Linked DNA regions of Homo sapiens: region 2 is linked to region 1. Evidence: chromatin contacts called from ENCODE Hi-C or POLR2A ChIA-PET data. All regions are on one chromosome and are shown on one strand. Each heading gives the region's core, a stretch centred on a gene start or an enhancer-like site at or near the end of the contact. The rest is flanking DNA. Distances are from core to core; before and after follow the strand shown. Region 1 overlaps GMDS (GDP-mannose 4,6-dehydratase). Region 2 has its middle 13 kb from the start of LINC02525.

Region 1 (3,813 bases), core at 436-2,935:
ATATACAATCATGGTTTTTACGTAGTTTAGCCCTTTATTCCTATGATGTTTTTGCTACCCCATTCTAGACTGACAACATGGCTGTAGGGAAAGGAAGACCAGCAGCCACCTAGTTACAAGGTAGCACGCCCACAGTGACCAGCGCTGATGAAACGTGAGGGTGCAGCTGAAGGAAAATGGGGCGTCTGCCAGCTGCTCACCAGGCTCTATCAACCCTTCACGTGCGGGGGTGGGGGGCTGTTCATACTCAAGATGCCATTAGCGCAGATTCTCCAAAGTAAGAGTTTTCATATTGTATTCCTACCCCACAATCTGTGAAAGAAAGGGAGAGAGAGAGGAGATGAGCTGAAGGGAGGGGAAGGGAAAGGAGGGAAAGGGAAGAGGGAAAAAGAGAGGTAGGGATGAACAGAGGGAAAGGAGAGTGAAAGAAAGAGAGAGAGACGAAAAAGGGAGGGAGAGAAAGAGAGAGAGCCAATCGTGGCACAGTGACTTAGGAAGAATCCTACTGAAATGCTCAATAAAGCCAGTGTAATTTCTTTGAGCCCCACTGGACTGCTAACATTTGAGAGCACAATACCACGCGCAATTAAACAAGCAAACCCACAATTCATTAGGGATAATTTTAATAGATGACTCATTAGCCAGCCAGTTAATGATGCTTTGTTTTCCCAGAGGCCCAGGCAGATGCTTAACTACAATGAGGCTTCTACTGCCACTGACAAAAGGCAATGGAATCTAAACCACCCATGCCACGTCTTCAAGCTTCTTCAGGTTTTTTTTTTTTTGAAGATAAGGATCAAATGAAACGACTTCTGTTAAACTTGTATTTCCTGTACAGAATGGATATCTTCTTCAAATTATATGATTGTACAACTATTAAAGGACTGCTTAATGTAGAGGAAGTCTGTTTAGGACACAGGGACTGGCCTTTTCACATGTGGCTCCTCAGATGTTCTACAGTTTCCTTCACACTCAGTTCCTCACACTGGAGTGGTTTCACAGGATGATTAGAGGTATTAGGCCAGCAGTAGAGATGCTAGTTTATATGTAATACCTAGCGAGAGGAATACGTTTGCTACACAATCAACACTTGAAGTCACTAAAAAAAAATGACTTTAAAAATCTCACAAGAATGACTAAATATACCAAAAATCAGCCCAGAAACATGGCACAGTATCATGGTAAGTCACTGCACTGAGGAGTTGGCAGAGCAGGGCTGGAACCCACTGCCTGATACCAAGAGAAGACATCAAACAAGGGTTTCTCCTTTCAATGTCAGCCTTTTCCTATGAAAATGACAAAAAACAATCCGTGCTCTCCTAACCATGGTCAAATATGTGTTGGGAGAATCAAATACAAAGATGTAAATGACAAAGCACTACAGGAATAGAATAGGACAATCTTCCAGGGTTTAAAATAAGTTCTAGTGATAGATCTTTATATTTTATTTTCAAACTTGAAATTTGAGACCCAGGCAAAACCAGCAAGTAATTCTTGACTAAAGGACACACTGTAAGAAAAAGCACATGAAACTATGCAGCCCTTGAAATCCTCATCTCTGCCTTTTTCTGTTGAGACAAAGTAGGCGCAGCTCTGCTACCTTGAATGGGGTATCTGTATCCTGTGGACTTGGTGACAGAATGCCCCGAGAGGCAGGATGCCAGCCGAGTCACCTTCCTGGAATGCAACCTGTACCCTCCAACACAGGCACCCACAGACTATCGCTCTGCTCTGTGAGTCAGAAGCTGGAGGACGGACCCAAGAACAGGGATATGTCGTCTGAGCATGTGGGTGATGTGCGACCAGGGAGGAAATGAAATCACACTCACGAGGGACAGAAAATGGTACTGCAGAAGGCTTTTCTTTTCTTCTTACTGCACTGTTTCCACAGATATTCCCAGAGCCACTGTCAAATAAATACATAAGAATCTTTAAATTCTATATGTATTTAAAAATAAAGTCCTATTATTACAACATGACCTGCTTCTAATTTGCATGTGTTGGTGATGGGTACAGACTGAGAGAGAGGATAGAGAGGGGAGAAGAGAAGGGATGGGAGAGTGTGACGGTTTTCCATAATAATAGAGCCCTCCTTGGAACTCTGGCTCTCTAGAAGAATCCTCTAACAAATGAGATCCTTGAAAACTGAGAGGAAATAGAGTGATGATCACACAAAAAGGTTTCTGAATGAGCTGATGTCAATATCATCAAGTACTCCCATGGGTACTTGGTCTTATAAGCTAATGGTATATTAGTGATTTTTAAATATTATTTTGTAAAACAGGGCCAGTTTATCCTTCTGCCTTTCCATTTTTCTATCTGCTCAGATATTCTTCCTTTAAAAATAAGAATAAGGCCGGGCATGGTGGCTCATACCTATAATCCAGTCCTTTGGGGGGCCGAGGTGGACAGATCATTTGAGCTCTGGAGTTCAAGACCAGCCTGGGCAACATAGGGAGGCCTCATCTCTACTAAAAAGAAAAAAAAATTCAGCCGGGCATGGTGGTACATGCCTGTAGTCCCAGCTACTCAGGAGGCTGAGGTGGGAGGATCACTTGAGCCTGGGAGATCAAGGCTGCAGTGAGCCAAAATCATGCCACTGCACTCCAGTATGGGTGACAGAGTGAGACCTACCTCAAAATAAATAAGTAAATCAAAAGTAAAAATAAAGCTAGGAATAAAGTCTAATAATAGTAGAATCTAGAGATAATCAGGAAACTGGCCACTGTGTGAGAACATATAGACGTTACTTCCTTTCATTTATGATCTGCACTCAACCAGAAAGAAAGGTGCTTGCAAACATTTTGCTGATATCAAGTAAATCTAGCACAACTCAACCTAAGTGTGGTAAGATCATATTCTGGGGGCAATGTCTTGTGCTAGCTAAAGAAAGCATCTTTTAATAGTAAGAGAAATGGAACACATTTCATATATACAGATTTCATTTTTATAATTTTATAAAGAAATGATGGGCAGGGAGATCCAATTCAGGTATTTACTGGGCATCTGTTATGTGCCAGGCATGTTGGGAGGGATGATTAAAGATAAAGAGGGATAGGATCCAGGTCCTGCCTTCAAGGAGCTTCCCCAAGAGAGACCGACATGAGATAGCTAACAAAGTCCTGACTGCTCCTCAGAGGTCTCCCTCACTTTTCTCTCTATAGTGAGAGCCCAACCATTCTCTCTATGAGAAAAAATGGTAAAAGTGATCTCAAATATTTTACATAACTCTGAGAGGTACTTAGGGAAGCTATCCTATGGAGTAATTTCATCCCTTTCTTTGAGAACTCTACTAATAATTTCCATATGAGGCTTAGGCCAACAATGTAAAGACAATTTCTCAAAGGATTTCTCAATTTTGCCTTTACATAATTCGGCTTCTGTAAACTGTACCTGTAACTAACTGGCCCTAGTAGAAGTCCAATTGTTTTTCTCTTCTAAAAGGAAAAGGAGACTTTCACTTAACTATACCTCAAATTTATCTGTTTGGGGCATATGCAGCATAGTTTCTGAAGCAACTCTAACAAGTCAAAAATCCTCTGGAAATTTGATCCCAAGAGTACAATGGCTTTTGAATATTCTTCACCTTCAATAAGGCATAGAGTAGAAGCACATGGAACCAAGTCCCCAGCCTATATTAAACTTATTTCTCCAGCAAGTCAGTGTTAAACATCTTATTCTTACACGAGATCTGGCCCATTTCCTACAGTATCCATTCCGTGTTGCCAGGTCTTACCGTTGATGCCCTGGGCCATCAATCAGAGTCACAGGGATTTCAGGATCAAATCAGCACTACAAAGCCATCAATTATCC
Region 2 (3,912 bases), core at 1,053-3,552, 1.3 Mb after region 1:
CACCAGAACACACTGCACATATTTCTTCTTGATCATGACCCTGGAGAGATGGTTTCATGGAAGTTTATATGTTTGCACTTCAAAGTCGATGACTTCAAGTCTTCATTATGTTACAATTTTGCTGGTTCCATTTTATAACCTAGAGAAATGTCTTAGGAGCCAGGCATGGTGGCTCACACCTGTAATCCCAACACTGGGAGGGCAAGGTGGGAGGATTGCTTGAGCCCAGGAATTCAAGACCAGCCTGGGAAACATAGGGAGACCCTGTCTCTACAATTTTTTTTTTAAATTAGCTAGGTGTGGTGGTGCATACCTGTAGTCCCAGCTACTTGGGAGGCTGAGACAGGAGGAGGATCACTTGAGCCCAGGAGATTGAGGCTGCAGTGAACTGTGATGGCACCACGGCACTCCAGCCTGGATGACAGAGTGAGACCCTTACTCTTAAATAAAATTAAAAAAAGAAAAATGTCTTTGTTTAGTGTTGCTGTGTGTGTGCTTGGGTGCGTGTGTGTGTGTGTGTGTGTGTATGTGTGTGATTTGTAACAGAGGTTGGGATTTCAAGAGAAGAACAAAAAAGTCAAATATTTTCTCAAACTCTTCTCTCATAAAAGAAAGAAGGTTTGGCTGGGCACAGTGGCTCATGCCTGTAATCCTAGCACTTTGGGAGGCCAAGATGGGTGGATCACCTGGGGTCAGGAGTTCAAGACCAGCCTGGCCAATGTGGTGAAATCCCATCTCTACTAAAAATGCAAAATTTAGCTGGGCGTGGTGGCACATGCTACTAGCTACTTGGGAGGCTGAGGCAGGAGAATCACTTGAACCCGGGAGGTGGAGGTTGCAGTGAGCTGAGATCACAACACTGCACTCCAGCCTGGGCGACAGAGCAAGACTCTGTGTCAAAGAAAAGAAAGATTTTTAGCAATTCAGTGACACGAAAGTGAAATGGTTGCAACAGCTGCCAAATTAGGGAAGATTAGCCCTTCCAAACATTAGGCGAAGCAAGATGGGACTCGTTTTAGAAGCTGCAAAGAGTTTGGATTCCCTTTTCATCTCATTATATCCACAGTTGAGAGAATTTCAGGGTGGGAGTGTATCTAAGGTTCCCCAGCACACTGCATTTCTAAGGGTACCGTGGTTCTCGGGAGACATCAGTGACCCTTCCTCCTGTCCTTCTCTTGCTTCCTTGGTATTCTCCTCACCCTTTCCTGATGGGCTGTTACTGATTCTGTCTCCATAGCTGAGCTGTAAAACATTGCATACCACGGATGACGCACATTTGCCCTGGATCCTTTTCCATCCCTCAGCAATCTGTGACCCAGCCCTTTGCCAGCTGCTTGGGAGCCAACACTAATGACTGGAAGCAGGTCGGGGCCATGAACCTCTGAGACGGGAAAACTTGCAGGCAAGAAGGAATTCCTACCAGGCAGCATAGCGCTTAGACCGAAATGCAGCTCCGCCAAAACTGGCTGATGGGGAAATGACTGAGACATTTCTCTATGTCTGAGAAACTTAAAGTTTTGTGGAGAAAGGAACTGACAGAATTTCTATGTAAAGTTGTCAGAACCAAGGGGGCTTAGGAAATCCACCTCGGTTCCGAGAAGACTCCCTGAACGGCGTGGTGGGGAGCTTTATCTTGAAAAGGATGAGTGATGGATGAGGTGGCAAGGGCAGGCTCGGAAGAGTGAGGTAGAGAGAGAGAGAGAGAGAGAGAGAGAGCAGGAGCCCAAGCTTGGGGGCTGGTCAGCAGGGAGCAGGGGAAGCTTTCAGGTACTGGGTAGGGCTAGAGGTAGGGTGACTGTCAATCAGGGTAGAAGTCTGCTTTCAGAGGGTATTCAGCATTGTATTAGGACACTTGCACTTTATACTTCAGGGAAATGAGAGTTTAAGAAGTGAAATAACAGGATCAGGTTTTCAATTCTGATAATCACCCTGGCTGCAGTACAAAGCATAGATTGGAATCTCTCTTCTTAGTGTAGTATCTGTCAATGGTGGGTGCTCAGTAAATATCTGTTGAACAAATGGTCAGTGAAGAAAGGAAAGGGAAAAAGATCCCTTTTAATAGGCTTAATGGGCCTGCAGCGAAAAGTGTCACCTATGAAACTCTCCAGACAGGTGGGGTGGGGGAATTTGACACAGATGCTGCTGCCCTGCTGCAGCTTTGTTTCATTCTGTTTTTAATTTACCGGGGCTGCAAGGGAAAGGGCGACTTCTGGGATCTCTGGAGCTAGGATGAGTCAAAGGCCTGCTGACGACATGCTAGAGCTCTGCTCCTCGCAGCACGATCAGGCAGCAGCGGCATCAGCTGGGAACTTGGTGGAAATGTAGAATCTCTGGCCCCGCCCTAGACCAACTAAGCCAGAATCTGCATTTAACTAGATCCCCAGGTGATGAGTAGGCACTTGAGGGTTAGAGGAGCCGGGTGTAGACTCAGAAGCTCCGCCCTGCAGATGAATCATCAGGAGAACCCGGAAGAAGTAGGAAGAGTGGGAGACCTGAGAAATCCGTATTTTCCCAGTCTCCTCTGCTTGAGACTGCAAGTGGGGCCACACTAATAGAAACCTATGGTTTTCTCCAAAAGCCCCAGCAATTTCATATGATTCAACCTAGTACTTTGGAGAGTCCCCAGAGTGTGACTCATGACTCCCCCTCACTCAGTTACCACATGGAATTCCCACTTTCCTGCTCTCTGACCTGGGCACCAGCCACGGCTCCCAAGGGTGCTTGCTTTACGGGGCACTCTGTCTAAGAGGTGAGAATTCTTCTGCACTGCCTTGAATGGCTTCAGCAATGACAACGATGATAACCAACAATGTCAAGAACTGCTATACACCAGGCACTGTTCTAGGTACTCTTTTGGATTTAACCTTATGAATCATAATGATCGTTACTATTTCACAGATGAAATTTCTATTTCACAGATAAAGAAACTAAAGCCCAGAGAGGTTAAGGAGCTTGCCAAGTCACAGGGCATGTGAGTGGAGTGACGCCTGCTTATCATTTGGGCCCCGGGGGCAGAGCTGCTTGATGCTCCAAGAATCACACAGAACCTTTAGCAAACGAGCTCTTTTTGTTTATTGCTGGGAGCATGAGCTATAAGCTAAAGAAACCACTCAGAGGAACTAGAGACTTATGAGTGGTTCTAAGATAAGTTAATGAGGTTAGGGCTGTGCTGCTGGGGGTGCATGTGTTCCCAGGAGCTGATGTGGCCCACTGAGTCCCTATAACCTCCAGCATAATCAGGCTCAGGCTGTAGCCCCTGCTGCTGGGGCAGACAGAGGAGTTCAGTGAAGGCTGGAACTGTCACAGGCAAGCAGCTCTGCCCGAGGAAACCTGAGCAGGATCAGGAGAAGCGGGATGAGGCCAGTGAGGAGCCCCAGACCAGGGCCACAGAGACCCCCAGGATCTACTGAAGGTGATGGAACACCCCAAAGACAATGCTGAATGTCTACATGAGGAAGTGTCTCCATCACCGGTGGCCCAGAGATAACTGAGGGAGCAATACAGGACCCGAAGGCCGAGGTCCATCCTTGGGCTATGTCCAGGAATGAGAGAAAGGAGGAGGCCCATGCCCAGAAGCGCCTTCACCCCAGGTCCGCTGTGGTCTCACGACTGAGACCCCCTGCTTGCACCCAACCCAGACAGTGCTGAGGAAGGGAAGAGGAAGCAGGAGGGGAAGCCTGTGACAGGACCAGCTGTGCCAGTCTGTAGGAGGCTGAGCTAGGATAAGAATCCTGTGGCTTGGAAGTCCTTTGCTTCCAGGATTTAGAATCTCTCAATTCTTCCAGGGCTGTTCTAACCTTACTTCTTTAAATTTATTAATTTTTTTTTTAAACAGGGTCTCACTTTTTCACCCAGGCTGAAGTGCAGTAGTACTATGCAATCTCAGCTCACTGCAACCTCCCTCTCCCAGGT

The links. A loop is a pair of places that touch in the nucleus more often than their neighbours do. ChIA-PET counts read pairs that join two places held with the same protein, here RNA polymerase II (POLR2A).
Region 2: a map with no recorded cell type shows a loop between it and region 1 (6-fold over the local background). The contact joins two enhancer-like sites. A Hi-C loop is called at or near these places in 1 of 37 single-sample maps with no recorded cell type. POLR2A ChIA-PET finds 5 or more read pairs at or near these places in 1 of 52 experiments (HCT116).

Annotation. Positions count from the first base shown.
Region 1 is chr6:1,916,111-1,919,923 of GRCh38, forward strand. The region is part of intron 7 of GMDS (GDP-mannose 4,6-dehydratase); the gene reads right to left. Among named protein-coding and RNA genes, the nearest start is that of FOXC1, 310 kb to the left of the region's middle. RefSeq lists an enhancer at 3,515-3,813. Within about 2 kb of position 1,686, at least 8 of the 41 ENCODE cell types and tissues checked have a DNase peak (open chromatin) inside an H3K27ac peak, as active enhancers do.
Region 2 is chr6:3,206,994-3,210,905 of GRCh38, forward strand. No RefSeq gene overlaps it. Among named protein-coding and RNA genes, the nearest start is that of LINC02525, 13 kb to the left of the region's middle. RefSeq lists enhancers at 2,055-3,254, 2,202-2,496, 2,497-2,586. Within about 2 kb of position 2,303, at least 7 of the 41 ENCODE cell types and tissues checked have a DNase peak (open chromatin) inside an H3K27ac peak, as active enhancers do.